Linked DNA regions of Homo sapiens: region 2 is linked to region 1. A link is an interaction called in ENCODE POLR2A ChIA-PET data of the cell type or tissue named here. Cell type or tissue: PC-9. All regions are shown on one strand. Links, peaks and the distances in the headings refer to the core of each region. The heading gives the core; the rest is flanking DNA.

Region 1 (2,918 bases), core at 194-2,693:
GGGGAGCTGCTGCCCTAGGTGACCTAAAATGAGGCAGTGCTGCACAGAGTGCTGCCTGCACTTTGAGGCCTTTGACCACGGGCGGGGGAGGGGGCACATCTGCTTGCCTGCCAGATTCCCTCTCTGTTCTTGGGACAGCAAAGTGGCCAGCCAACCCAACCAGCTTTCTAGTGGGGAAAGATTGTCACAGCAGTTCTGCGGAGACAGAAGGCTGGTGGTAGCAGTTGTATTGTAATTAAACTTTTTATTTTGAAATTATTGGCTGGACACAGTGGTGCTCACCTCTAATCCCAGCACTTTGGGAGGCCGAGGTGGGTGGATCACTTGAGGTCAAGAGTTCAAGACCAGCCTGGCCAACATGGCGAAACTTCATCTCCACTAAAAATACAAAAATTAGCCAGGCATGGACTATGGTGGTGTACACCTGTAGTCCAGTTACTCAGGAGGCTGAGGCAGGAGAATCGCTTGAACCTGGGAGGTGGAGGTTGCAGTGAGCCTAGATCGTGCCACTGCACTCCAGCCTCGGTGAAAGAGCAAGATTCCATCTCAAAAAGAAAAAAAAAAAATTAAAGATTCATGTGCATTATAAGAAATGACACAGAGAGATTTATTCTGTCCTTTACCCAGTTTGCCCCAATGGTAACATCTTGGAAAACTAGTACAACATTGCACCAGGACACTACACTGATACAGTAAAGAGGTTACAGCCTGTTGCCTTCTATTTTTTTTTTTTGAGATGGAGTTTCACTCTTGCTGCCCAGGCTGGAGTGCAATGGTGCGATCGGCTCACTGCAACCTCCACCTCCTGGGTTCAAATGATTCTCCTGCCTCAGCCTCCTGAGTAGCTGGGATTACAGGCGCCCACCACTACGCCCGGTTAGTTTTTGCCCAGCTAATTCTTATGTTTTTAGTAGAGTTGGGGTTTCACCATGTTGGCCAGGCTGGTCTCGAACTCCTGACCTCAAATGATCTGCCCACTTCAGCCTCCCAAAGTGCTGGGATTACAGGCGTGAGCCACCGTGCCCAGCCTGTTGCCTTCTTATATTCACGCCCACCTTCCTCCTGCCAAAATTACAGAAATGGAGAAGAGATTAGTACCTTTCTCTTTACCCCCACATTTAACCCCTGGCAATCACCAATCTGTTCTCCATTTCCCTAATTTTGGTGTGTCAAGAATGCTAAATAAAGGAATCGTACACCGTGTAGCCTCTTGGGATTGGCTTTTTCCACCGAGCATTAATTCTCTGGAGATTCATCCAGGTTGTTGCATATATCAGTAGTTCATTCCTTTATATTGCATCCGGGCTATGGATGTACCACCGTTGATTTAACTCTTCATCCATTGAAGGACATCTGGGCTGTTTCCATTCCATAGCTCTTGCAAATAAAGCAGTTATAAACATTTGTGTACAGGTTTTTATGTGAACATAAGTTTTCATTTCTCTGAGATAAATGCGTACAAGTGCAGTTGCTGGGTCATAGTAGGGTAGCTGCTTGCTTAGTTCCATATGATACGGCCAGACTGTTTCCCAGAGTGGCTGTACATTTTACATTCCCACTAGTAATGTGTGAGAGATCCAGTTTCTCCTTGCCAGCATTTAGTGATGTCACTATTTTTTATTTTAGCCATTCTGATGGATGTATAGTGATATCTCACTGTGGTTTTAATTTGCATTTCCCCACTGACTAGTGATGCTGAGCATCTTTTCTTATGCTTATTTGCCATCTGTATATTCTCTTTGGCAAAGTGTCTCTTTATGTTTTTTGCTTATTTTCTAATTGGAGTTTTTAATTTTAATTTTTTTTTTTTTTAGTTTTGAGAATTCTTTTTTTGTTTTGTTTTGTTTTTTAAATCATGGTTCACTCTGTCATCCAGGCTAGAGTACAGTGGCATGATCATGTCTCACCCCAGCCTCCACCTTCTGGGGTCAAGTGATCCCTCCACTGCAGCCTCCTGAAAAGCTGGGACCACAGGTGCATGCCACCACGCCCAGCTAATTTTTAAATTTCTTGAGGAGTCGGGGGTCTCACTCTGTTGCCCAGACTGATCTTGAACTCCTGGGCTCAAGCAGTCCTCCTGCCTCGGCCTCCCAAAGTGCTGGGATTATAAGTGTGAGCCACTGTGCCTGGCTGAGAATTCTTTATATGTTCTAGATACTAGTCCTTTGTTGGATATGCAGCTTGCAAATATTTCTCCTGGCCTGTAACTTATCTTTTCATCCTCTTAGCAGGGCCTTTCCCGAAGGAAAAATTTTAATTTTGATGAAGTCCAGTTTATCAGTTTTTTTCTTTTATGGATCATGCCTTTGGTATCAGGTCTAAGAGCTCTTTGGCCTAGATCACAAAGATTTTCTCCTATATATTTTCCTGAATATTTTATAGATTTATGTTTTACAGTTAAATCTATAAACCATTTTGAGTTACTTTCTGTATAAGGTGTGAAGTTTAGGTGTTTTTTGTTTGTTGTTTTGATGCCCAGTTGCTCCATTGTCCCAGCACCATTGGTTGGAAAGGCTGTCCTTCCTCCTTTGAATTGCTCTCGCACCTTTGTCAGACATTGTTTGGGCCTATTTGTGCAAATCAATTTCAGATTCTCTGGTCTCGCCTGTTGGCCCATGGTTCTGTTCCCATGTTGGTACCACACAGTTTTGATTACCATATCTATATTCTAAGTCCTAAAATCTGTGTATGGCTGCTCAAGGCCCCACCCAGCAGTTCTGGGGAGGAGTTTCTGGCTGTTGGCAGGTTCCTCTGTCCCCCAACATCACTATTCCTGAGTCAGGCTATGGGACTGGGATTGCCACCCCTACCTTGCCTGGCTGGGCCATCTCAGCTCCCAGGCCTGTTCTTGCCTAGAGTCCAGGTGCCTGGAGCCTTCTGGAGCCATCAGCCCCTGGTTTTCTTCACCCCTGCTTCCT
Region 2 (2,918 bases), core at 295-2,794, 56 kb after region 1:
TGAACCTGGGAGATGAAGGCTGCAGTGAGCCAAGATCGTACCATTGCACCCCAGCCTGGGCAACAGAGCGAGACTCTGTCTCAAAATAAATAAATAAATAAAATTCTATTTCAGGGTTAATAGGTGCAGCAAACCACCATGGCACACATATACCTATGTAACAAACCCGCATGTTCTACACATGTATTCCATATTTTTATTATTTTTTTTTTGAGATAGAGTTTCGCTCTTGTTACCCAGGCTGGAGTGCAATGGCACAATCTCAGCTCATTGCAACCTCCACCTCCTAGGTTCAAGTGATTCTCCTGCCACAGCCTGCCAAGTAGCTGGGAGGCACCACCATGCCCAGCTAATTTTTGTATTTTTAGTAGAGATGGGGTTTCACTATGTTGATCAGGCTGACCTCGAACTCCTGACCTCAGGTGATCTGCCCACCTCGGCCTCCCAAAGTGCTGGGATTACAGGTGTGAGCCACCATGCCTGGCCTGTTTTTTTTTTTTTTTTTTTTTTTTTTGAAGAAATAAAAAAAAATTCTATTTCAATCCTGCTCTTTCTATGAGGATGTATTTTTAAAATCATTCTTATTAAGGTATAATTTACATACAATTAGAATGTCTTTTATAACTGTTCCTCCTCTCTCCACCATTCCCAGGATCTAATTTAGTTTTACACATTACATTTGACTGTTAGGTGTCTTTGGTTTCTTTTACTCCAGAGCAGTCTTTCCACCTTAAAAAACAAAACAAAACCAAAACCTGTAATTTCTGCTTACTAGCTTTTAAAAATTTATTGAGATTATAATTTACATACCATGAAATTACCTTTTTTGTGTGTGTGTGAGATGGAGTCTGTCTTTGTCACTCAGGCTGGAGTGCAGTGGCCTTGATCTTGGCTCACTGCAACCACCCCCTCCTGGATTCAAGTGATTCTCCCACCTCAGCCTCCCAAGTAGCTGGGATTACAGACGCCCACCTAATTTTTGCATTTTTAGTAGAGACGGGGTTTCACTATGTTGGCCAAGCTGGCCTCAAACTCATGACATCAGGTGATCCACCCATCTTGGCCTCCCAAAGTGCTGGGATTACAGGAGTGAGCCACTGCACCTGGCCAAAATTACCCTTTTTAAGAGCACAGTTCAATAATTTTCAGTTAGTTTTAGAGCATTCCATCACCCCAGTACAAGGCCTTGTTTCCATATGTGGTCAATCTTGCTTCAACTGCAGTCCCCTCACCACCTGGCAACTGCAAACATGCCTTCTGTCTCTATAGATTTGTTGTTTCTGGACTTTTTTTTTTTTTTTTTTTTAAGACAGGGTCTTGCTCTGTTACCCAGGCTAAAGTGCAATGGCACGAACATCATTCACTAACACCTTGACCTCCTGGGCTCAAGTGATCCTCCTGCCTCAGCCTCCCAAGTAGCTGGGACCACAGCTATGTACCACCACGTCTGGGTAATTTTTAAGTTTTTTGTAGAGAAGAGGTCTCATCACGTTGCCCAGGCTGGTCTCGATCTCTGGGCTCAAGCAGTCCTCCCACGTCTGTCTCTCAAAGTGCTGGGATTACAGGTGTGAGCCACTGGGCCTGGCTGGACTTTTACAGTGAATCATACACTGTGTGGTCTTTGCTCCTTCCCACTTTGTTTGTTTGTTTGTTTAGAGATGGAGTCTTGCTCTGTCACTCAACCTGGAGTGCAGTGGTGCAATATAACTCACTGAAGCCTCAAACTCCTGAACTCAGTGCAGGACTGGACTCCTGGACTTTATTTTTTTTTACTCCATGTTTTTCTTGTTTATTTGAATCAATGGTTCTGTATGAATGCAATTTTAGGAAATATAAATATTCATCTTAGGGGACTGGCTAAATCTCAGTCTCTTGAGTAGCTGGGATTACAGGTGCATGGCGACATTGTTTCCCTTAAGTGAAAATGATTTTTTTTTTTTTTTTGAGACGGAGTCTTGCTCTGTCACCCAGGCTGGAGTGCGGTGGCGCGATCTCGGCTCACTGCAAGCTCCGCCTCCCAGGTTCACGCCATTCTCCTGCCTCAGCCTCCCGAGTAGCTGGGACTACAGGCGCCCGCTACCAAGCCCGGCTAATTTTCTGTATTTTCAGTAGAGACGGGGTTTCACCTTGTTAGCCAGGATGGTCTCGATCTCCTGACCTCGTGATCCGCCCGCCTCGGCCTCCCAAAGTGCTGAGATTACAGGCGTGAGCCACCGCGCCCGGCCTCTTTTTTTTTTTTTTTTTTTAAGACAGAGTCTCACTCTGTCACCCAGGCTGGAGTGCAATGGGCGATCTTCACTCACTGCAACCTCCGCCTCCCAGGTTCAAGTAATTCTCCTTCCGCAGCCTCCCAAGTAGCTGGGATTAGAGGCTGATGCCACCACGCCCAGCTAATTTTTGTATTTTTAGTAGAGAGGGGGTTTCACGATGTTGTCCAGGTCGGTCTCGAACTCTTGAGTTCAAGTGATCCTCCAAACTCGGCCTCCCAAAGTGCTGGGATTACAGGCGTGAGCCACTGCGCCCAGCCGATGTTGACTCTTTTAAAAGTTCAGGACAGGCTGGGCGCAGTGGCTCACGCCTGTAATCCCAGCACTTTGGGAGGCTGAGGCAGGTGGATCACAAGGTCAGGAGATCGAGACCAACCTGGCCAACATGGTGAAACACTGTCTCTACTAAAATACAAAAAATTAGCCGGGGGTGGTGGCACGCACCTGTAGTCCCAGCTACTCAAGAGGCTGAGGCAGGGGAATCACTTGAACCTGGGAGGCAGATGCCACTGCACTCCAGCCTGGAGACAGAGCGAGACTGTGTATCAAAGAAAAAAAAAAAGTTCAGGACAGCTGGGCACGGTGGCTCACTCCTGTAATCCCAGCACTTTGGGAGGCCAAGGCAGGTAGATTGCTTGAGCTCATGAGTTG

The links. ChIA-PET counts read pairs that join two places held together with the same protein. Peaks named below come from ENCODE experiments on the same cell type or tissue, not always from the same donor. Only the 100,000 strongest peaks of a DNase experiment are listed, where the experiment ranks them.
Region 2: POLR2A ChIA-PET joins it to region 1 with 15 read pairs; 22 of 35 experiments call an interaction of 5 or more read pairs at or near these places.

Annotation. Positions count from the first base shown.
Region 1 is chr7:44,751,414-44,754,331 of GRCh38, forward strand. The region is part of intron 1 of ZMIZ2 (zinc finger MIZ-type containing 2); the gene reads left to right. Among named protein-coding and RNA genes, the nearest start is that of ZMIZ2, 4.0 kb to the left of the region's middle. In PC-9, for the core only: no CTCF peak of the experiment used is centred there; no DNase peak of the experiment used is centred there.
Region 2 is chr7:44,807,547-44,810,464 of GRCh38, forward strand. No RefSeq gene overlaps it. Among named protein-coding and RNA genes, the nearest start is that of PPIA, 12 kb to the left of the region's middle. In PC-9, for the core only: no CTCF peak of the experiment used is centred there; a DNase peak (open chromatin) is centred at 1,645.